2 separate regions of the Homo sapiens genome follow, and region 1 is linked to region 2. The links are chromatin loops, found by intact Hi-C in ENCODE. Cell type or tissue: endothelial cell of umbilical vein. All regions are shown on one strand. Each heading gives the region's core, and the rest is flanking DNA. Links, peaks and the distances in the headings are about the cores only.

The links. Hi-C counts contacts between places; a loop is a spot of excess contacts. Peaks named below come from ENCODE experiments on the same cell type or tissue, not always from the same donor. Only the 100,000 strongest peaks of a DNase experiment are listed, where the experiment ranks them.
Region 1: a loop joins it to region 2, with 17 times the contacts of the local background. A loop is called at or near these places in 7 of 110 quality-filtered maps.

The regions. Positions count from the first base shown.
Region 1 is chr3:99,520,443-99,532,693 of GRCh38, reverse strand. All of the region lies in intron 1 of LOC105374007 (a long non-coding RNA gene), which reads left to right. All of the region lies in intron 1 of LOC105374005 (a long non-coding RNA gene), which reads left to right. Among named protein-coding and RNA genes, the nearest start is that of COL8A1, 110 kb to the left of the region's middle. In endothelial cell of umbilical vein, for the core only: no CTCF peak of the experiment used is centred there; a DNase peak (open chromatin) is centred at 5,573.
Region 2 is chr3:99,110,038-99,122,288 of GRCh38, reverse strand. No RefSeq gene overlaps it. Among named protein-coding and RNA genes, the nearest start is that of LINC00973, 200 kb to the right of the region's middle. In endothelial cell of umbilical vein, for the core only: a CTCF peak has its summit at 7,541; a DNase peak (open chromatin) is centred at 7,528.

The DNA of each region.
Region 1 (12,251 bases), core at 2,479-10,478, 410 kb before region 2:
CGTTGCCCATAACACAATTCCTATCAAGGACCTTTAGGTGAAGTATGGGAAATAGATCTAATTTTCTCTCTCTTTTCTTCTTTTTCTTTTGCTTGCTGTGCCAATGGTCTTTTTTCTGTTTGCTTTCAATTCCATCTCCCTCCCTTTCCCTGTAGGTTACAAGAGAACACCATGTGAACTGCATTCCCAGGCTCCCTTGCCGGGTGACTTTCATCTAAAGTTAGCCAGTAGGGGGCACTGGGAAGATGCTGGAAGGAAGGAGCACGGAAGAAGGGAGGCTACTTCTACCCAGCCCTCTGCTCCTGGTGGAAGCTCTGGTCCAGTCTCCTCTGTGCTTTAACTCCCTCTTTAGTCCCAGCTTTCAAGAGGCAGTACTGTCAGAGTTCCAGCATTTTTGGTGGGCCCAGTGCTTAGACCCTAGGAATATCATCCTCTCCTTTTGTCCTTCCAGCTTAGGGATATTAGCAACTTTCCACTGTTAATAATTTTTTGATGGCACCTTCCTTCATTTACTCTTTCAGCTATTCTAATACCTTTATAATTAGTTCCCACATTAAATTATCTTATTTAATTATTATATGTCAGGACTCTGTATTGCTAGCTGGGCCCTGACCGATAGAGTCACTATTGAAAGTGAGATATTTCTAGCTCCTATATTTTAAAAGTTATTATTTGTGTATAGGATAACAATTAATTTTATGTATGATTTTTATTATTTATAATCTTATGTATTCCCTTATTTTCTTTTTGAAGTTATTTCTAAAGGTTTAACCTGATGGCCTTGGCTGGAAATTAAAACCAAGATCCCTCAAGCCTTCAACCTCCTAATATGGCTGTTTCAGTTTGATTTCCTGTTTGACTTGAATTGTTTGAGAATGTTTCAGTTCTTGGTTTGTTGGCCTTAATTGTTATTGCAAATTTCTTATGTCTGGCATCATAATTAAAAACTATTATCTATGTGTGGCTCTTACGGAAAATCTTAATACATTTGCTAGTGTGAAATAGTATAGGTGACATTCTTTAATTATAATACAAAATTTATGGAAATTTTCTTTATGGGCTATTACCTGCCAACTTTAACACATTTTCCATTTGTCTTTAAAAGTTGCTTCATTTGATTTTATATATGTGTGTATGTATATAACATCCATATTATTATGTTACTTATTTTTTTCTGTATTGGTACTTATTTTATTTTATTATTTTTTTTGAGACTGAGTTTCGCTCTTGTTGCCCAGGCTGGAGTGCAGTGGCATGATCTCAGCTCACCGCAACCTCCACCTCCCAGGTTCAAGCAATTCTCCTGCCTCAGCCTCCCGAGTAGCTGGGATTACAGGCATGCACCACCATGCCCGGCTAATTTTGTATTTTTAGTAGAGACAGGGTTTCTCCATGTTGAGGCTGGTCTTGAACTCCTGACCTCAGGTGACCCACCCGCCTCTGCCTCCCAAAGTGCTGGGATTACAGGCGTGAGCCACTGCGCCCAGCCGGTACTTATTTTAAATCTATATCATTTGTCAAAGATTGTGTGTATGTTTTGTATTACTATCCATTTATGTCTACTTCCAGTTTTTGGCATTATGCATTTTTATGTTATATTATTTGGTGCATAGATATTAAGGATAGCTAGGTAGCTAGGTCTTCATTATGGAGTATATACTTCATCATTATCAAGTCCCATTCTTTGACAAATTTAATAACTTTTGCCTTGAAATTGTAACTTGCTTTTTAATTAAAATGTCCTGGAATGTTTTTCTCTAATACATCTTTGAATTTGTTTCTAATTCATTTACTTCTCTTCATGGATATGCATATTGGATCTTATTTATTTGTCTTCCATATTAATTTTAATTTATCTTTAATTTTTCTTTCCAATGATTTCGAATTATTTTTCTCTCGTTCATTTTACTCGGTGTTCTCAAGTCTAACTTCCATAATTAAGTCTGTATTTTTGGTGACATCCATTAAAAGATGTCTGCTTCTAAAGTGGATTTTATTTCTGAATTAATCATATTTATTTCTTTTATTTCCTTGCTAAATTCTGCTAGCTTACTTTTATTGTCCTTCTATTGGCTTGTCTTTTCTTCTTTGAGCCATTCTGTCTTGTTCTAAATATTTCTTCAAAAAGGCTTTATTTAAAATTTTTTTCAATATCATTGAAAATTATTTGAGGAAATAATATATTTCTTCTATAATTGTTACATTTAATTTGTGTGCCTCTTTTGTATAATTTTTTAATTTTTTTCTTGTAGTATCTCTATATGTTGTTTTTATTCCAGCTTCTTTCTGATATTTTTCTCATCTTTAAATGGGGCCATTGTTTCGGGGGTAGCTAGCTATTTGCTAAACAATAGTCTGAAAAAGGGCTGGGGAAGTAAGTTGGGGCAGAAGATAGCTTTATTATGGTTCTGCTGTTTCAATTCTTTTCCCAAAGTTTCTGCTAGGGGACAGATTTTTGCTCACTTCTTTCACAGATGTGCCCTTTCAGTTTGCTTATCTTGCAATGGAGCAATGTGTTGGAATTCGTATTTATTAGTTTTACTTTAGCAATTTTGAACAGCAACTGTTACCCACCATCTCTCCTTGCCATACTGCCAGCCTAGTAGTTTGAAAGATGGTGTGTCTGCCTCCTTCATCATTTGGCCCCACATTGCCTGTCACTCTACAATTTGCTGTTTCAAATAAAAAAATCCCTGGTCAGGCACCTTAGGGCTGTGTCTCTTTCCTTTGTAGAATTCCATGCTCTGCCTGAGGTCTGTTAAGGTATGCATCTATTATGCTCAATTGAATCCAAATCTCACTGTATTCCTCACAGTTTTTGGTTTGGTATTGTAGTAGCTAATATAATTTAAAATGGAATTTCCTTGTTTTTATTTTTTTCTTATTGTTATTTTCAGCCAATTTCAGAGAAGAGAATAGACGTAGAAGCATCTTTACTTTGCAATCTGTAACTGTAAGTCTGTAGGCCAGTTGCTGTCAGAATGGTAACAAACATTGCTGGGTTCACTCCCAACAGTTTCTGATAAAGCAGTTCTCTGGGAGGGTCCTAGAATTTGCATTTCTACAAGTTCCCAGGTAATGATGAGGTTGTTTGACTATGGGTCATACTTTGAGAACCCCAGCTTTAGGTTATTTATATAATAGCAGCACCATCTCTAGGCTTACCTAGTAAGAGATAGATTTGAATCACAAGTCATAAATGTCAGATGGAATTTTACTGAGTTCTTAATCACTATGTGTTTTGTAAGACTGCTGTGTATAGACTTTCTTAAAGGTCAGTGAAAATGTCTAGGGCTATTGACTCGGTGGAAATAGTTTTGTTCATTTTTTTCCTCAAATAACCAATTTTACTCAAGATTGAGCTAACTCTTTTCCTGGCTGGTCTCAAGTTTTCTAAATGTAATTAACACTCAGACTCATGTGTTTAAAGTATATTTAAACAGGTACTTCTTTGCTCTGAACTTCTATCCATAGTTTTTAGCTTTGAACTACTCAGTAGATAGCTGACATATTGAACTGAGCTCTACCCATGTATTCCACCTGAATGCTTTTCACTCTGGCCAATGTATTTTCAGGTTTGACAATTTGATGACTTGCTCATCTCTATCTCAATTTTCCTATCTTTCCCAACATAGGACAGAGATTGGCCCAGTAAATGCCATGTTTCAAGCAGCAGAAAGCCCAAACACACTTAAAACTCAATGATTCAGGTTAATCTAGAGAAAACTAGAGATTCGATAGAGGTAATGAATTTTCTGGCTATGTATTAATAATGAAACCTCTGTAGTTATAATAAGCTTTAATTGGGTGAAAGATTTACTTAAAACTTAAAAATTCAGAAGCTGCATCTGGGGAAACAATTTAATCTTTTGTTGGTGGTTCATGTTAACTTTTTTCAATGGTGTCATTTCTGCTGCCCATAAATTGTAAGCTGCTCTACATACAGAGTTCAAACCTGAATCTATGCTGTGAGCTGAAGGATAATTCTGGCATTTGTTAATCTACACCAGAAATGCCGATCTGTAATAATGGGAAGCTTTGATGACTGGAAAGTACTATAATCTCCTTTAAAAAAAGTAATGCTGTCAATTAGAGGAAGGCATAATGGGTCCTTAATTTTAGCAGGGGTTCCAGAAGCATTTACTGAGTTTAAACCAAGTTCAGAGCCATGTGCCTGGGAAAACTATTTGAAGATATGCACAGTTGTCAAAAGAGCCAAAAGAGCAAGGGCATCATAGCATTTTCAGGTCTTTTACACTGTTTTTTCTCTTTACAATCCCTGTCTGATAGACCCAGCCCACAACTACATAGATAGCTATAAGTGATTTACCCATTAAGATGAAGAAGAAAAATAATTAAGGATCAAGTAAGAGGGTTGCTTTAAAAATCAGCCAGAATAAATTTAAAAAAGAAAAAATTGGCTAAATAACAAGATGACAACTGTCAGGCCTCCCAAAATACTGTTGTTCTTTAGGGCCTGACCCCATGGTTTTGGATGTAGCCTGGGTTATGAGTGCTGCTGAGTGTTTGCTACTACAGACTTACTCTATACCCTGGCCAGCCACCACAGCCTCTGTCACTTACATGGGAAAGACACTTTTCTCCTTTATTTAGTGAAAGACTGCTGTGGCACTCACTTGGTGAAACTAGATTAAAGCTGTACAGTTATGTGATAGTTACCTTCCCTAACTTCCTGGCATGTCATTTCAACAGTGTGCCTCCCTCCAGGGGGGCTATAGGCTTCTCAACACATGGCCGTAGAATTTCTGCTTGTGCCTGGGTGAAGCCCCCAGGCCGTGATATTTGTCCATTTTATATTCCCATGTGCATATTTTCTTTTCTCAGTTGTGCCATTATCTAATAGAAGTCTGTTTGTGTTTCTCACTGAAAACACACTATTAATATTAATAACAGTAGCAACTGCTTTACTTACTGTTTGTCATCTCTAATTTCCATAACAATTTCAGTAGCACAGTTCTTAATATCTCCACTTCACAGATAAGAAACTAAGGTTTTGAGACAAGATCTTGTAGCTAGTATCTGGTGTTACCAGCGTTCAAAATTAGCTTTTTCTGAATCCAAAAACCCATAGTTTCTTCCCTATACCCCTCTATGATATTGCTTTGTCTTGCTTTATATTATATGGGAAAAGTAGAAGCAGAAATTACTTTCCTTTGCATTTCTAATGCAATACTGTGGTCTATAGCAGGAGGTTAGTGTAGCAGGATGACTTGCTAATTTCCAGAAACCAAAGTGAAGAATGGGCTAACTCAGAGATTCAAAGTAGCCTTGGGATGATTTTTCAAACCCTCAGTCCAAGAAGAATGACAGAGATTGAGCCCACATAAACCTGGTTGACAGAAAGCTGCCCATAGTGTAGGTGGTTAATTTTGTACAACTGAACTTAGAGCTTAGGATAGGAACATCTGACTCCAAAAAGGGGCTGACCAGTTGAAAAAGTCCACAGTCCTTACAAATCTCAGAGATTTGACCAGGGAAGCAGAAAGCGGATTTAGCTTGGCATGTGAAGCTGCCGAATGAAAACATTTCAAGTATGCAACCTAGACTTGTTTTTTCCCCCCTGAAAAGGACTAATATGGAAATCTCAGCTCATAGAGACCCCTCCGGAAGTTCTTCACATTACTGTGAGTATCATTCTTTCTCATAAGCTAAATGTACATGCAGCTAAGGAATAAAGCATTCTAGCTATGTATTTGTTAAAGATTAGGTCTGCACTGGAATTTTATAGCATCAATGAGAGAGAGAGAACGAAACAAAACCCCAAAAAGATAACATTGAATTAAAGTGCAGGTACTAGTCTGTGAGTGCTAAGTCTCAAGATTAACTGACCAGTCAAAAACTAAGACCAATTTGCTTTCCAAGGCCTGGATGTCTAGGCTACTCTATCTAATCAACACAGCCAGTAGTTATTTATAAATATTGATGCCTTTATTTAAAAAGTAGAGAAAAAACTCACCAGAAAAAAAAAGGAATCAGAGTATTTCATAAAAGCTTTGCAAAATACAAATATAAGAATAATTATTAGGCCCGTGAACTCATAATTAACTTCTCTTTTCCCACCTCCTTCTACTTTGTAGTACTTCTCACAGTAAGAAATTTTGGCAACAAGAGCATTTATTTACAGCAAACAGAATTTGTTCACAGAACACAGATTTTTATGAAAAATGAACAGAAACAACAACAACAGCAATAAAAGCCCAAAGGGGGAAACAAGAAAAATAAAAGAGTAACTGAATTCCTTTAATCCCTATATTCTCTGTGTCCTCCCTGAATTCATATGTTGAAATTCTAACCTCCAATATAAGGGTATTAGGAGTAGGAGGTGGGGCCTTTGGAAGATGATTAGGTCATGAGGGTGGAGCCCTCATGAATGAAATTAGTGCCCTTATAAAAGGGACTCCAGGGAGCTTTCTAGTCCTCTCTCTGCCATGTGAGGACAAAGGAGAAGCTGGCAGTCTGCAGCCCAGAAAAGGGTTCTTACTGGAAATGACCATGCTGGCACCTTGATCTCATACTTCTAGTCTCCAAAACTGTGAGAAGTAAAATTTTCTTACTTATAAGCCACCCAGTGTATGATACTTTGTAATGGCAAGCTGAACTGACTAAGGTACTATAGCCAAAGTGAATGTGATTTTTGACGCTTGTGTTCTTGATCTGTTGGCTGCGGCAGGAGTGTGGACAGAGGCTCATCTTTAATGCCTCTGAAGCAGGCTTGGCTTCTCTCTTCCATGTTGTCCCATGGCACTTTGTACATAGAGTGATGTCACTCATATGTACACACTCATTTTTCTCAGAACGCAGAAATATATGGAGGTCTGAGGTTGAATCTCATATGACTTCCTAAAGAAGGTCTGTCCTTTATAGTTGCTTTACTCATTACTGCTAAGGAACTTTTTACATTTCTTGATATCCCCTGTCATTTTTGTTTTGTTTTGGCGTTGGGGGAAAGCAGATGTAGGATTGAACAGGGAAGGCGGAAGCAAGAAGATGAGGATGGCCACTCTCATTTGCTTCAGTTGACTGTTTTCAATTCCTATTGTTAGAGAAGTGAGTGTGAAAGAACTGGCTATTCAAGAGAGTGTTGGAGATTCTGGCAAGCAGAGATTCTTCGGAGCCCAGGTGGAAAGTGAAGCGCTGAGTTGGGGAGAAATGCTCATGCCTTCTGCAGACTGTAAGTTTTGGGAGCTTCTGGAGGCAACTCCCTTGGCAGGCGTGTTGGAGTTCTCCGGGCCAGCAGTGCCAGAAATGAGGATTCTCAGGCCTGAGTCTGTGCATCATAGGATATCATGCTGCTGCTTTAAGCAACTGAGCTTCTTCAATTTTTTGAGGAGTCCTTGGCCACTCCAGGCTCTTGCTTCTCCATGACAAGGGGCAGAGCAGAGATAGCTTCTGACTTAGAACCTCAGATGGATCAGTCAGCCATGGACTATTCCCATCTTTGCTATGAGAAGTGGCTTTCTGGTGGGGATTGTGTTGAGGGTTGGGTTGTTCTGATTACAAGAAGAGCAGAGACTCTGCAGAGGGGTGGAGAATGTTTTAGCCAATATTGTCCAAATCCATTCCATTTCGAGGTAAATGGGGAAGAAACAAAAAGACCCACATAGTAATCTCCACAGAGAACCACACTGAACCTTTGTAGGCAGGTAGGAAGAGAGTTATCTCCCCTTTCCTTTACTCCTCCCCTCTCCTCTCCACCCTCCCTTTTTCTCTTCCATTCTCTCCTCTCCTTTTTTTTCTTCTTCACCTCTTCTCTCCTTTCTTTTTTTACTTTCTCTCACAGTTTATGTTTCTAAGAAGCAAATGTTAAAAGTAACAGAAAACAGTGAACTATAATCCTTGTCAGCTTTGATTGAAACTATATTAGTCAGTTTCCAAGGAGGAACACAGGAAACTCCCTGAGTATGTAAAATAGTGGAAGCTTAATAGAAGGACTTGATTATATGCATGATGAGAGATCTGAGAAATGAAACAGAAGATAGAGAGGCAACCCAGAGATTAGCAACAAAGAAAGCCATGCCAAGAGAGACTAAGGGAGGGACATTTTTATGGGATCCCAGGGATTGAGGGTCATCCAGTGGAATTTGGAACTGTGGCTTGGCCTTTCCTGCCATGAAGGCATGCTGGAGACACAGCCTGAAGAAAACAGAGAGGTAGAAATATCGGGCATTTCCTTTTTTCCTGCTCTCCAATTTCCCCACAAGTTACCTCTCTTTAGCAAATGCCAGAGGCCCACTGGGAACTTGGGGAAGGCAGCCTGCAGGAGTCAGCACATCCTTGTTACAGAGCAAAACATGGTGCCAGGGAAGAATAGATTTGAGAACAAACACACAAAGGAGCATCCTGCTCTACTTTATAGGAGGAGGCTTCTAGGTAATGTGACAGAGGGTGTGTGTGTGTGTGTGCGTGTGTGCACGTGTGTGTGTGTGTGTGTGTGTGTGTTATGAGTGGTGGTGGTGGTGCGGTGGGAGTTTCTCAAATTGAGAGAAATTTATAACTTTACTGCTAGAAGAGTTTATGCTGGCTTGATACTCAACTTTCAGACCAAGAGATCATATTCAAAGTGAATTCATTTCACAGACTTCAATAAACATTACACTCTGCCACCAGTTCAACTGAGCTTATCTAAGATTGTATTCAAAATGAGTGATAGAAGATAGAATTTTTTTTCTAAAATGCGGAAACAGCCAAACAGTTGAATCAAATGATGCTTGGTCTTTACACTGAAATGGTAATACTCATTTCTCTTTATAGTAATTGTGCAAGAATTAAACTTAGAGGAAGCAGATGTGTTTAATGTATTCATGATGTTGTCACCAAGGATAGCAAATTCATTTGGATAAAATACAAATTTGCATAAAGGTTAACATAAAAATCAACTATTTAAGCATTGAAAATATTTAATTAATCTTTTTTTCTTTTTTATTTTTATGTGTCTCTTGCTTTTTCTGTTTTCAGCCAAGAGAGACAGTACTGAAATGTCATTTTAAAAATGTTGATTTTGCAGTATTTCTCTGCCCTTGGGAACAGGAAATACCTAGAATTCTGCTAGTAAGATGGTTCTCATGAAATGTCTAGTGTAATTTTTATAATGAGGGGGATTAAATATGTTTGGATGAATATCCAACTTTGAGAACTTTGTCACCCTGATACTTCAGACCCATTGACGTTTTCCCAAAATGTTCCCTCTTCCATATGTTAGGGAATTACATTTAAGAGCGAGTAATGAGGATAATTGAGTCTGTGCTGGTTTTGGATTTCATACTCCTTATGAATGTGAAATAGATTAAATAAAGGACACTTGAGAAGTAATGAATTCCAAAAATAATATCAATTGTTGTACCAAAAGCTGAGCAAGTGACTTTTCTACAGCATTAAAGTGGTGTTGACCTTTTCTCTTCAGAAAGAGAGAAGTTGGGGCTAGGTAGTAAGTAACAGTCAGCTGTCTAAAGGCCTCTCAGGCTACCTAGATAGCATTTTGGCTTGCATAGTGATCTGGCCATCTGCGCCATCAAACTGATTTAGCAATAAATTCATAAAACAATGTTACATAAAGGCCAAAATTGAAAAAAAATTATGCTCGTCTCCTGTCTTTCTTGTATCATGGAAAAGAATTTTCTATCTTTTTGGTATTTAGTTACTTGAGATCCATTCCTTATGCCTACAGTTATTCTTCCTATAGATGATTTGATTGGCTTAGTCAACATTTGAGAGGTGAAAAAAGCAAATTAATGGTCAGTGTGCCCACAGTGTTCTAGTCACTATGTGAGGTGCTTGGTAATGCTTAAGATACAGAAAAGGCATTGTGATATTGGCAAATGGATAGCTTGTTTTTGTCACAGCTGCAGGCTACACTCAGTTAACACTACTGGAAGTAAATGTTGGAGTGTAGGCGACATAGCTTAATGAGGTTAACATGAGCTTTGGAGTTGAGTGAGCCTTTGCCTGTTTATTCTCAAGTTCCTTCCCTTGTATCCCTATCTGTATTGGAGAGAAGCTATTCTTGTGAATTAGTTCCAAGACTTCCTTGCTAATCAGCTTCTCCCTAGAAGTGGCATTGGAGGGCACTGGTAGGAGATAGGAGGGTGGGAGGAAGAGATAACCTAGGGTGCTTGCCTCCATATCTCTTTGCTTTTAGTAGTGACTGTGTCTCTTGTGAAGCTCCAGCTCCTGCCAGGCAGCTTGTTCTTCCATGGCCTCAACTCCCACCGTGTGAGTCTGTTTCATTTCAGCTTCTACGGCATATACATCCTGAGCTTTAGTAACCTCATCTCTTCCTTTGTTTGTCCAACTCTGGGGATGATAGAGCCTCCAGTTGAAAATTCTTGGTTGCTTCCTCTTCCAATATTTACTCTTTGGGATCTTCTAACACCTTTGTGACTAATACCCTATGGTAAACTCCCTCTTGAATTTCTGAGTTAAAAAACACAGGCATTATGTTCTTGGCTACACCATGAATGATACAGAGTCTGATAGATTCAAGTTAAAGTCTGTGTTTGACCTGTCATGAGCAACACATTTGGACAAGTTATTTAAACTGTCCAAGGCTGTTTTCTCATCCATATAGTGGGGTTAATACTAACCTCCAAAAATTGTAATGGAGCTTAAATGAAATTTTTATCATGGTACCTGGCACATTGCAGCATCCAATGAATCTTAGTTCTTAATCCTATAATTAAAAAACTGGGGCACTGTTCTCTAAACTAATACAGAGACTCATAGGGGAACAAGAAAAGCATCATGATCGTATGAGTAAAACATCCATTTAAGAGGGTGTGTGGGTTGTTGGAAAGGTCATGGAATACAAATTGGAGTTGTTTGGACATACTGACTATGGAGAAGAGCAGATTGTCTGGGAGAAATAGATGAGACAAGGGTGTATTCCAGGGAAAGGGTCAACTGGGAGGCAAAAGTAAATGTTGGCTAAAAGACCTTAAGGCGTGCCTGTGGAACAAGAAGAGTGGGTAGCAAGTAGTTACAAAAGCTGAGGGCACATAAGGATAGCTTCTCACTGTGGGAACCATAAGAAGATTAATGTAAACCCAAAGTATCAGGGGAGGGTATTCCCTTATGTAAAAGGAAGTAATGCTCTTTATACAGTTTTGATAATGTATTTGCAACATGACATAAGAACTCTCTTATGGCATATTTAGTAATTGGAAATGGGAAGCTATTTAAGCAGAAAAAACTTTTAAATTTACCCCAACTTATGGAACCACATTCAAGGAAAACCTTTGATAGTTGTCCAAATCTTAATTGTCTTAGATGTGTTCTTAACCTCCTTTCTTTTACTGGAAACATCATGTAGAGTAATATAGTTTATTCATGTGACAGACATGGGATTTACGATATGTTCCATTTGTCTGAGGCTGCAATGGAAGAACATTTGTAAATATGTTTACAGGGTGACATGAGGTTGAAAGGTAGGTGCTCAATTAATGAAGGTTTATTTAATTAAATGTGTATTAAATAAAATCATTCGCAACATGAGATGACACATTTTTCAAAGATTTAACAAGAGAATTACACAGAAACTGCACCTGCATTATGAAATAATGAACTTGAGACTACAAAATTTGACACAAATGTAAGATATTGTTGTTATTCGAAAAGTAGCTTGAGTAACATGACAAGAGTTCTTGGCATTAAATAATAATCATAATTTCGATCTGGTAGAGAAGGGAGTGTAAGGTGTTTGTATCTTTGATTCATATTTCAGTAAACCATGGTACAAGTGTAGTGGGCCTGGAAAATACAAATCCAAAGCAGACTTGAGTCTGCTTTTGATGATCCAACATTTGGGTGGGATGCAAACATTCCAGTTCAAGGTATGTAACAGACTGTAATAGCAACACAATAAAATATACACATTAGGTCTTTCTCTCTACAAGGCTTGCCCTTTTCCTGGCTGCAGAGAGCAAGAGGATTAACCTGCCCCTCCCCTAAACTGGCTCACACTATCTTTATCCTCAGGCTAAATCTGATACCAAGGAGACTGCATATACAGTTGCTTTGGGTCCACTGCTTGACAAAGGAAGCCCCATTCTTTGTATGTAGAGGGATATAGTACTTACTTCTGTTAGCTACCATGAGGGACACCTGTTGCCTTTGCTATTTGGGAAAACTAGAGATAACTTCTCACTCATAAGGTTGTACTCTTCAAGAGTATTGGGAATACTTAGGAATATATATTTGGGGATAAAGACATGGAAATTTAAAGCCAGAAGAAAAAT
Region 2 (12,251 bases), core at 2,591-10,590:
AGGTTTCTCAATGTTTGGAGCAAGATGTTTTCTGTCTTCTGTATTATTTTCCAACAATTTCAAATAAGAAAAAAGGAAGAAGCTGAGTTGCTTAGCACTAGCAATCCAAAGGCCTTTCTTTCTTTTTTTTCTGGGACTGATTAGGAGTGAGTCAAGTGGACATCCAAAGACCACTGAATTAAAAAAAAAAAAGCAGCAAAGTATATCCTTCTGGCACTTGTTTCACAGAAAGGTTTTATTTCACACCTGATGTTTTCGGTATTCTACGATCAGTCATTCATGACCAAAAGTCTTTGGTCTGGAAAGGTAATCAAATAAAAAATACTTATTGAGTTCCTCTGTGTTTCCAGCTTCATAAAGCTCACCTTATTAAGAAAGAAGTAAAAATTTCAAGAAAGCACAAAGAAAATGGGATAAAAAAGTAAAGCATCTTTAAGATTAGGACACACCCGTTTCTGCTATTTTATTTTTACTTTGCCAAAACATTTGCTTTCATGTGGCTGACTCTGTGATGCCTATTGGCTTTTAGGAGGATGAACATCTTGCATCTTTGATACTTTAGCACTGTGGCCTCAAACTTTTTGATTGCATATAGCCCTATCAATAAAATTTTTGAGAATATACCTTCAGTGTATGTATATTTATTTATAAATTACACAACTGTAGCATTTTCATAACATATTATGTATATTATGAAACTACATAAAAATAGAATTCACAAAAGATAAAATATTTAAGTTGAAGTACTGATATCTCTTCCTGCACCCTTGCAAATCATTTTTTACCTCACAGAGTACACAGCACCCCATACCTTCTACTTTGCAAACCATTGCTTCAGCAAAGACTCCTTTTCTACTGGCTCTTTACACCCAGGGAATGTTATTTATTTTTAATTTTAAGAAAACCCTGCACCTAAAATCTGCAGCTTTGCATCTTTCTATCCCTCACTCTTCTCTGCTGAAGAGCCATGTGACTTCAATTTCATTCTTCCAACTACCCATAAATCTTTGCCACCACCAAAATTCTGAATATACTCTTGTTTGTACACCAAATGGATGGATATATACTTCAGTCTGTCTCCTTAACCATGTTGCAGCACTAGATACTATTAACTACAATCTCCTTGAAGCGCTCTTTTTTTTCTTGATTTATGCCTCAGTGCAAGGTTACCAGCTGCTGGTAATCCAAACCACTCGAGGTAGTTCAAGGAATAGAACCCAGAAGTAGCGATCTCTCTGGACCTTTGAAGGACTGGAACCAAAAATGATAACCTGAAATTTGTTTCTTTTGTTAAGCACCCTATGCCCGTTGAATCTGTCATAACTTCTCAGATCAGTTTCAGTCGTCTGTCTGGAAACAGATTTTCTCTGCTTTTGCACTGCATGGCTGCCCTGACCCTGTCCTGATTTACATGGCTTCCAGTTCCAAAACTCAGTAAAAGAACTGGAGTCTCCCTTTACAGTTACATCCATCAAGAAGAGGGAATCTGATTGTCTCAGCTTGCATCTTCTGTCAAGTTCTGGCCTCTGGTCAGCTGTAGCCAATAGTTTGGGAGTTTTTCAAGGGAACTGACTTGAATTGTGTGTTCCCTAACATGACGACAGGGAGAACATGATTTGCACCTCTGGAGCAGCTTCTGTGGCTCCCTTCCCTATGATTGCCTCCCCTTCATGACTTTTCTTCTTAGACTCTTACACGTGTTCGTCTTCTTCTAACTAGTCCTTTAGTAGGGGTATTTCCCTCAAGGTTCTGTCCCTGGCCCTTTCTCCACTCTGCATAATCATTCCAAACACCTGACTTCTGCAACTACCCAACACGGACAACTTCCGTACTTGTCTCTTCAGATCTGCAGTCTGTCCTGAGCTCAAGTCACATGCTACACCTGCCTGCTGTCTCTCTGCCTGATGTCCTCATCCACCACGAGCCCAGCATGTCCAGGCTGATTTCACCATATTCATCCCCACCACTGGTCTTCCCACTTACCCTTGGCTTACCACTAGCAGACCCAAAACCTGGTAGGCATCTAATTAGACTGCTGTTTTTGTCTGTATTACATTTTGGCTCTTACTTGAAATTTCATTTGAAATGCAAATCTCAGTTGCTTAAAAAACATGTTAAAACATCAAGTATTTAAAATCTTTCTGCTTAAATAGCAATCAATAATATTGATTGTTAACTCTTTATCATAAATGACTTTAGCTTATATCTTTCCAAATAACAAATGGCTGTGGTCAGGGCACCAGGTCATTGTGGAAAGTGATGCTGGAGAATGCCTTGGAAAGCCATGGAACATTATCTCTCATTTATTATTCACCCCCACCATAGGAAGTAAGCACTATAATTATATTAATTTTACAGGTAAAGAAAGATGCTGATATGTACAGTTTGAATAAACTGTGCAATGTTATAGATCTAGAAAGAGGCCGAGCCAGGCTTTTAACCCATATTGCAGAGCCCAGCCTCCTAATGATTACAATATGCTTCCTCTTTCTGTGCTACAGAAGTTAGCATTTGATTAAGAAAATAAGCTTGGAAGTCAAATAATACTGGTATGAATCACTGCTCACCTACTTGGGCTACTCACAAAACATCTCCATGTTTCCTCATTTGCAAAATGGGAGGATAATAGAGCTCTTGGAGGGCTTTACTGAGTAAAAAAGCATGATGGAAATGGAGTGGAGAACACAGAGCCTTCCACACAGTTAATTTTCAATAAATATTACCTTTTAGTCTAAATGTTGACATGTGGTAGATGGATGAATAGTATGAGTCACAACCTCTGCTCAGCCACTGTGTTAGCCAGGGTTCTCCAGAGAAATAGAATCAAAAGGATATATAGAGATAGGTAAAAAGAGGCTTATTTTGAGGGATTGGCTCACACAGTTATGGGGGCCGAGAAGTCCCATGACCTGCCATCTGCAAGCTGAAACCCCAGGAGAGCTGATGCTGTAGTTTCAGTCCAAGGCTGAGGCCTGAGCACAAGAAAGTCACTGATACAAGTCTTAGTCTGAGTTCAAAATCCTGAAAACCAGAAGCACCAATGTCTAATGAGAGAAGATGATGAATGTCCGTGCTAAAGGAGAAAGAGCATTTGCCTTTGTTCTGCCATTTTGTTCTATTTGGGCCTTCAGTGGATTGCATGATGCCTACCTGCGTGGGTGAGACTGACCTTCTTTACTCAGTCTACTAATACAAAGACTAATCTCTCTTGGAAACACCCTCACAGTCATGCTCAGAAGTAATTTTTTACCAGCTATCTGGGTATCTCTTAGAGCAGTCAAGTTGACACATAAAATTAATGATCACAACCACTAACACTTTGGATTACTTTGGGCAACGTTCTTTAATCTCCAGGTAATCACATTCTAAAAGAAGATGCCAATTCTATAAAATAAGGTTTCTAGTGAGGAAATATCAGTCAATGTGACAGGCAGAAGGGTCTTCAACCTAGATATGATACAAAACAGGCATTGATGGATATTATTTCCTTTTCCCATTCAGATGGCAATGTAAAAAACAGCAGAAGCTAGTCATAGGACCATTATGAGACCCCGAAATTCAATTGGGCAACATGTGGAATTGAATTTATTAAATAACTGTGGTATTGCTACAAGCATAATGAAATGACAGTAAGCCAGCTGGGAATACCAGGAAAATGAGTTACTCAATTCAAACCCATTCAGATCACCCTAAAAAGTGATGGTTAGCCATGCCAGTTTAAACATAGAAAGCACTCAGAATATTTGTGGTTAATTAGAAATTTCAGGATAGTGACAGCATTTCAAGAATCTCCCAATTGTTTGGTCACAGTTTTGTGGGCTCAAACCCAAGACACTACTACAGGAGAATATTGGAGTGCAGATGTCCATCCTCCACCTCTTCAGTTCTTAAGATTGATTTCCCCTGAAACTGCAGAACCAGTGTGGTCCTCTCCTAATATTCATTCCTTCTCCCCTCCAATTTGATTAAGTAAATCAAATTGGGCTATAGAACGCTGATCTCCAAGTAAGGTGGATTAAATCTGATTAGTGTAGCATAACCAACTCTTCTGAAGTGATAGGTCCAGAATAGGCTCTCAATTTTATAGGAATATTTAATTCAGATTTTCCTTGCCGGGAGAAAAAGAGAACATGAACATCCCCTCAAAACTCTTTCCAGGAATGTTATAAAATATTGTACTATCCAACTCTTTAATCAAATGATAGTAGCATTCAAAACATCCTGTACTTCAACATTTTTGTCTAGATCTTTGCCTATGTTACCCAAATGACACCCTTTTTACAAATTCAGTGCAGTGTAGGGGACCACTCTATAGAGCCAGGACACAGACTTTCCATCCAAAAGCCACAACTGTGGGGGGTAGGGGGGTGGGGGGTCATGAAGACATTTCTGACCAGAACTACTAAGTGCTGACCTAATAGCCTTTTTCCCCACCTTCCTCACAAACAGAAGCTTGATTGTATGCCTGGCAATGTATCCAGCTTACACAGTACATTTTCCAGGTTTCCTTGAAGCCAGGGGTGAACAAGGTACTTAAGTGAATATCTGAGAAATTTTGAAGGAGCACTGACTCAGTTAAGAGAGGGAACTTCTCACCCTTTTTCCTTCTCCTCCTTCTTCCTTCCTATTGCCCAAAACTCAGATGTAATCACCGATACTCCAGCAGCCATTTTAGACCAGAAGGAGATCTTGAAGTTAAAACTAATGTTTTAGCTCAGGCTGCCTTAATAAAATGCCACAGACAGGGTGGCTTAAACAACAGATATTTATTTTCTCACAGTCCTGGAGGCTCAAAGTCTGAGATCAGGTGTCAGCATGGTTGGTTTCTGGTGAGGCATCTCTTCCTGGCTTGTAGGCATCTGCTACCACACTGTTTGCCCATGTCTTTTTCTTTGTGAACTCAAGAATTCAGGGCAGAGATGGGTAAGAGAGGGTTTTCTGATGCCTCTCTTCTGATAAAAACAATAAACTAATCTTAGCATATCAGGGCCTATCTTGGTCAGTTTGAGCTATTATAACAAGATACCATAGAGTAGATGGTTTAAACAACATAAAATTATTTCTCACAGTTCTGGAGGCTGGAAGTTCAGGAGCAAGATACTGGCAGATCCAATGTCTGTTTAGGGCCCTCTTCCTGGTTTCCTAACGAGAGTAGGGGAAGCAAACTCTTTCCTGTCTCTTTGTATAAAGGCATTAAACCCATTCACATAGGGTTCTACTCTCATAACTAATTACCTCCCAAAGGTCCTGTCTCTAAATATTATCACATTAAGAATTAGACTTTCAACATACAAATGGGGTAGTGGGGACAGACATTTAGTTCATGGCATGACCTCACCCTTATGACCTAATTTAACTGCCTCCACAAAGTTTCTATCTCCAGATATAGTCACATCGGGGGGTTAGGACTCTGAGCACATAATTCAGTCTACAGAAGATGGGTAGCAGAGTTTCTCTTGTGACACTGATGCCAACATTGAGCCAATATACAGCCTTAGATTGCCTGTCTCTAAATATCCTTTATATGAGGAAAAAGAAAAATTCTTCTATCTTGCTGAGTCATAGAGTTTCTATAGATTCAAACCTAATCCTATATAATACAATATATATTCATTTATTCATTCAACAAAAATATTTGAGAATGTACTATGTCTTGGATACCATGCTGAGTACTAAGAACTGAGAATAACAAGACAAATCAGATTGATCCCTTGGCTCTAATGAGCTCATGGTTTTATGAAGGAGACAAACATGAATAGGTAATTCACATTTTTAGTGTTCTATAATGATCAGAAAGAAAAAGTGAACAAAGTTCTCAAATAAAGCTTAGCCTGAAAGTTTGGGAAAACCTACTCAAAAGTAGGATTTGAACCTATTCTTGAAGGATGCATGGAATTTCAGCAATTTGGAGGTTGAGTGTTCTCGACATAGAAAACAGTAAAAGCCAAGGAATGGAGGCATGGAAGAGTAAGGAATGTTCATTGGAGAGTGGGAATGTTTCTGTAATTAGCGAAAGATGATGGGGGTGGGAGAGGTACCTAACAAAGAAGCTGGAAAAGTAACTGGTGGCAATTGCCTTATTATACCATATTTAGATTTTGGGGATTTACTCTATGGTGATAAAACACATTGTAGATTTTCTACGCAGTGATGTTAAGGAGCAATATTATTAGATTTACATTTTAAGAAGATGATTATGCAGGTAGACTGGGATCAGGGAGACTGGGTAGAGGATGATTATAATAATACTGATGGGATATGATGAGGATATAAACAAGGCTAAGGGACAATAGTTAACTCATTCATTTCAGTTCTAACCTACCTTGTCAAATGAGTTGCTAATCATCTTCAGATTAGCTTGCACGGGCCAGTAGACTCCAACCCAGAAATGTAGCATAAGTTCTTACCGCATTAAATAGCAGCTCTTGAAAAATGGTCTCAGCTGCTATCATTTAAGTGTCATTAAGTGCATGTAGAAAGAGGACATCACTAAGATGGTAAAATAGAAGGTAACCCACTTATATCCCACCACCACAACAAGAATTTGTACCCATCCACAGTCAAAAGTTTCTCTGAGGAGCCTCAGGATTGATGTGGGAGTTTGTGAAGCCCCATTGGAGCCCAAGGCCAGACCTTGAAGGGTCATTTTGAGAGTGTAGACCAACACCCAGGTGTCTAATCCACTGAATCTGTTCCTGAGTTCCAGCTCAAAAACAGCCCAGTCTTCTAAGCCGGTTGGCCACATTTCCATTAGTTTATGAGCCTGCAACCAAAACCATTTGCCAAGGAGTCCAGAGGAATTCCCTCACACTAGTGCCTTGGTAGAGAGGCTCATCTGCCCACTGACAATGGTCTCGACCATGCTTCTGAAAGTTGCCTTCCATGGATCTGCTCCAGTCCCCACTTCATTGAGTTTCCAGTTCAGAGCTGCTTTTGTAAGGACCCAGAGGGAGACTTGACCATATCTCACAGCCTGGCAGTCTGAGTCTCCCTAATGGGCTCACCAATCTCTGTCCCACAGCAGATCCCAAGGGGACTCCGTTTCGGCTCTGGCCCTTCCCTTAGCCTCAGGGAACTATCCAGTTTTGCTAGAAGACATGTGCTCCTCTGAGCAAATCAGACCAGGCTCTCCAGCCTCTGCCACACAGCAGATTCTGAGAGGCCGACTGTTAGCTCCAGCGCACCTCGCTGCAGTCAGGAAACTATTCCATCTATGCAGGGAATTCTTGGGAGACATACACCCCTCTGAGCCAATGAGACTGGGTTCTCCAGCCTATATTCCACAACAGATCCCAAGCAAGGACCATCTTAGCTCCAGCCCCTCTGGCTCCAGTCAGGAAAATATCCTACCGGTGCAGAAACTTGCGGGGAGGCACACCTCTCTGGGTCACCAGAACAGTTTCCTGTACTCAGGTCCCTGGCGACCATTTCTACACAGCTCTAGTATCCTCCTTGGGTCTTCCCTAGGTCCATCTGGCCCCAAAAGCCATATCAGCCTCAGAGTCCTCCTGATACTCTCAGCAAGCCTGGTCTTAGACTGTCCCCTAGTGCTGAGAGAGGTGCAGTGGTCACAGGCTCAGGGAACATAGTGGTCAGTCTGCTTAGAATCCCTGAAAGGCCCTCTGAAAAAGGACAGGCACAAAGCAAGACTTTCAAGACTAAATTAAGTACCTAATCCCTCGATATACAGACATTGTGGCACATCCACAAGCATCTGTGCAAGGAGCATTAAGAACATTCAGGGAAATATGATCTCACTAAATGAACAAAATAAAGTGCCAGAGACCAACCCTAAAGTGATGGAGATGTGTTATCTCCCAGACAAAAAATTCAAAATAGTTGTTTTAAGGAAGCTGAACAAACTTTAGGAAAACACAAAGAATCAATTCAGAAATTTATCAAAGAAATTTAACAGAGAGATTGAAATAATTAAAAGTGTATGTAGAAAGAAATTTAGTGAAGTGATCAGGGGCAGACATAGTGAACATGCCAGTGCAGAGGCAGTCCTCCTACTTGCTGCCTATTTTCCTTGAGTGCTTGGGTTTGCTCCATACTGCCATTCCCCTACCTAGACAAGAGGACCCCAGGTGTGCTGCTCTGTATCCCTGGCCGCTAATTTGGTGCCGTACTCCTACCTTCTGTTTGCTCATCACACGCCTTTATTTTCTAAAAGATCTCCCTATATGAGATACCACTCAAAATAATATTATTTCCAGCTTTGTGTTACATTTCTAAGGCACACATGAATTATCCCTGTGTTCCTAGAAGAGAGTTCTAATTAGATCTCGATACCTGTTTAATTCTGAACTATGAAAACTTTATTCTCATGATCAGTACTTCCCTGAGGTGCTCTTTCTACGGGAGTCTCTTTTTTCCCTTAACATGGTTTCTCTTTCTTGCCCACATGCACTCCTCAGGCATTTGATGGAAGCATACACTAACTCCTTCCTTGGAAGTGATACTGATAAATGAGTATGTATCAGGGGCAGAATGGTGACCAGTTAGCTACAAAGTCAACTTGCAGCAAAAGCACAAAAAGGTTAGCTTTTCTTTGACATCAATAATGAGGACACAATTTCTTATGATATTTCCTTAGAAATTGCAAAGTGCAGAGTGAAAATACAATGTATTTTTAGTTCTTTGCCTTTCCTCATCCGTTGAAAAAGCAAGCAACTTTTTTCTTAAATTTAAAACTCATTAATCACTTCTGGATTACAGATTAATTTTATCTGAACATTTCCATAATGTCTGAATCCACACATCAATTATGTATACACACACACACACACACACACACGTGTATGTGATTTTATTCAAAACCAGGCCATCTAAAAAATTAAAATGGGAGGCTCAAAATAAAAATGGGAGGCTCCAAATAAAACATGATTACTTTCCAAGATTTCCACTGTGTTCTGATTTCAAATATTGAATTTTTTTTCTGGGATCTGTTGTTGTTTAAATTGTCTGTTCACCAAGCCATGTTCTCAGCTGGAGCACTCAAAAGCAGGGACATATTTCTGTATATATTTTTAAGGTTCATTCACATTATGTTTGAAAGTTGCAATAAATCAACTTAATTTGAATCAGTCCATAAGTTTATATGCCTGTCTAAACTTTCTGTTTGAATATAAACCGTAAGTGCATATTTTCCCTTTAATCATTTTTTTTTCTGTTTAAATGCTGTTTCAAGACTTCAATATGTGTTTATTCGCATTGTTGATTTATTCATTCATTCACCCATTCAGCAGATATATACCATGCTTCTTCTATGTGACAGATCCTATATTGGTAAGTGTGGAGATATAAAGACAAATAAGACATGATCTCTATGTTAAAGGGCTCTCAGTCTGGCAGCGGAGTGGGGCTTTGTAGTTCACATAGCATTTTCAAATACTTATTCACCCTCAATGACCATTACAGTGGGTTTCAACTGGAATGCAATGAGAATCACCTGGGAAGCTTTAAAAAATTACCAGTGCCTGGACCCCACCTCCGGAAATTCAGATTTGATTTCTCTTGGGTCAGGCCTGGTCATGGGCATTTTTTAAAAGTTCATGAGATGATTCTACTATGCAGCCAAGATTAAGGACTGCCGTTCTACTGTTATTTAATTGCTGTGGTTCTCCTTGGACACCATACTGTTTCCCATGCCTGAGTTTTTGCTTCTCTATCCCTGTACTTACTACTTTACATTGGAATCCTTTTTCTGGTTTTCAACAACCCTCTCACCCCCTGACACACAGACACAGTTTTGAACTCCATCTTATCCATCTTGTAGACCTGAGTGCCTAGCACAGTACCTTACCCACAGTAGGAGCTCATTGTTTGTTGAACCATCTTCAACTTGATCACAAAATATACTACTTTGTGTTATCTCTTCTACTTCAGCACAAAAGATGAAATCTTCCATCTGATTAGATCTACTATTTCATTTTTGTCTCCTTCTTGCTAAGGACCCAGGGCAATTGCCCTGGAGCAAGGCAGGAGGACAGGAAAAGTGGTACTGTGATGTTCTACACTCAAAATCATCCCTCCTCACTAATTCCTATTGTTTCATACCTCAACTCCCTCTCTCTGTGCTACATTTGGCAGGAAAGTAAGGAATGTGGCCATTGACCTAAAGCAACCCAGCTCATCCAGCCAAGGTTGCTGTCGGGAACCTCAACAGATCTTCATTAAAACAATTTTTCCTACTGACCCTTAAAGATATACCCAGCTGGGTCAAAATTCAAAATATGCACCAAGTTTAGACCTTAACTGTAAAATCTATAGCACTCAATACTTACGAAATTTCTTTCTTGATAATAGATCTTTACAGTGTATTTTTCTAACGGAATGAATGTTGTTCAAATGTGTTAGGGCCATCCCAAGAAATACAAACCAAGTACTTTAATTCTTCAAACAAGTTAAACTATTAGTATTACCAAAACAATTTGTAAAATTTAATAATACAGTAAAAATAAAATATTAAATGCTTTATACTAGTTTCTGGGCTTAAAACTGACTATTTTGTTGTATATGTGAATTTTTATAAACATGAGTAGAATAAAGTTGTTTAACATCATAATATTTAATACCTTTATTTTATTGTTATTTACAAAAATTAACATATGTTACACACATATATATGTAGTATATGTCTATATGTATGTATATGTAGTGTATGCCATAAATACTAACAGAAAACATGCTCTCATAGAGCATTTTAGCTCCAGTTTCCCCACCAGAAGCATTTTAGCTCCACTTCTGCTACCAGCATAAGGACGAGTTATTCATTTGGGCATGCAATGGGGTTTGTATAACAGGAGAAGAAACCTGAAATTATGACTCAGAACTTACATAGCGTGGGACATGTGCCCCTCCTCCTCTCCATAGAGAGAGAAACATTTACCCTGAAATGCAACCAAATTTTCTCTGATTATATTTTTTTTAGCTTTGTGTGCACACTCAAATCTCATCTTGAATTGCAATGCCATAATCCCCACATGTCATGGGAGGGACCAGTGGAAGGTATTTGAATCTTGGGGACAGTTTCCCCCATGCTGTTCTCGTGATAGTGAGTGAGTTCTCAGGAGATGTGATGGTTTTTTAAGTGTCTGGCATTTCCCCTGCTGGCATTCATTCTCTCTCCTGCCACCCTGTGAAAAGGTGCCTTCTGCCATGATTGTAACTTTTCTGAGGCTTCCCCAGCCATGCAGAACTGTGAGTCGATTAAACCTATTTTATTTGTAAATTACCTTCTCTTGGGTATTTCTTCATAGCAGTGTGAGAACAGACTAATACATCTGGGAAATGGAGGGGAAGGGCTTGACCATGGAACGTAAGCAAGTGGCTCTGGAGAGATGAGTCTCTAAATCTTTCTGGAGCAATGCACCATTTCTACTTTCCAGCACATATTTGCTATTGAAACCTGAGCTATACAAAAATATAAAAGTATTCATGGAGAACTGTCTCCCAATAAAAAATGTACAGATATTTTCTGTAAATAATTTGTAACATTAACCCAATGTTCTTTCCTTTTTGTAGACCCTAGTGTTTCATGAATTTCCACACATTCTGGACACTAAGCTAGAAGTAGCCACATATCCACTCAATAGTGACAGAAACAACACCATATGAAGCAAAGCCGGGATTCCTACATTTAAAATTCTGAATCAAAGCATTAGAATATTATAATTTGGCTGCCAGATTGTTGAACATTCTGGATTCAGTGGAATACAGAAATAAAATGGTTTTCGGCTTTTTTTTTAAACGACTTTCACTATGCCAGGAGGGCTGTTCATTTACCACCTCTTTGTAAAATCTCAGTCAATTTCCATAGTTTTCCAGCCACTTCCAGTTATCAAAAAGTTCGATCCAATTTGTCATTTCAAACTTTAGTCTTTTATCCACGCTTCCTCTAGTTCAAGTTAGCTGTGGCCTGAAGAATATGGAATAAGGAAGGGGCATGGAGTGCTCCATTAACTCATCTTTGTTCCCTTGCTGAGTCCCCTTCTCTTGTGGCATGTGGGAAGCAGACAGGAGAAACGAAAGATTGGAAGCAAACGTTTCTTACTTATCTATAGCTACAGCAGTCCTCTCTGTGAGATGATCTTGATATGATGGCCCTCGAATGGACACATAAGTGGGATCTTTAGATGACCCTTGTTGGGTCTTCTAACTAAAATTTCTGCCTGAGGATATTTGGTCTAGATTGACATTGTCAATCTCCATAAGTGTCTTCCTATACTCATTCAACCCACAGCCTCTTG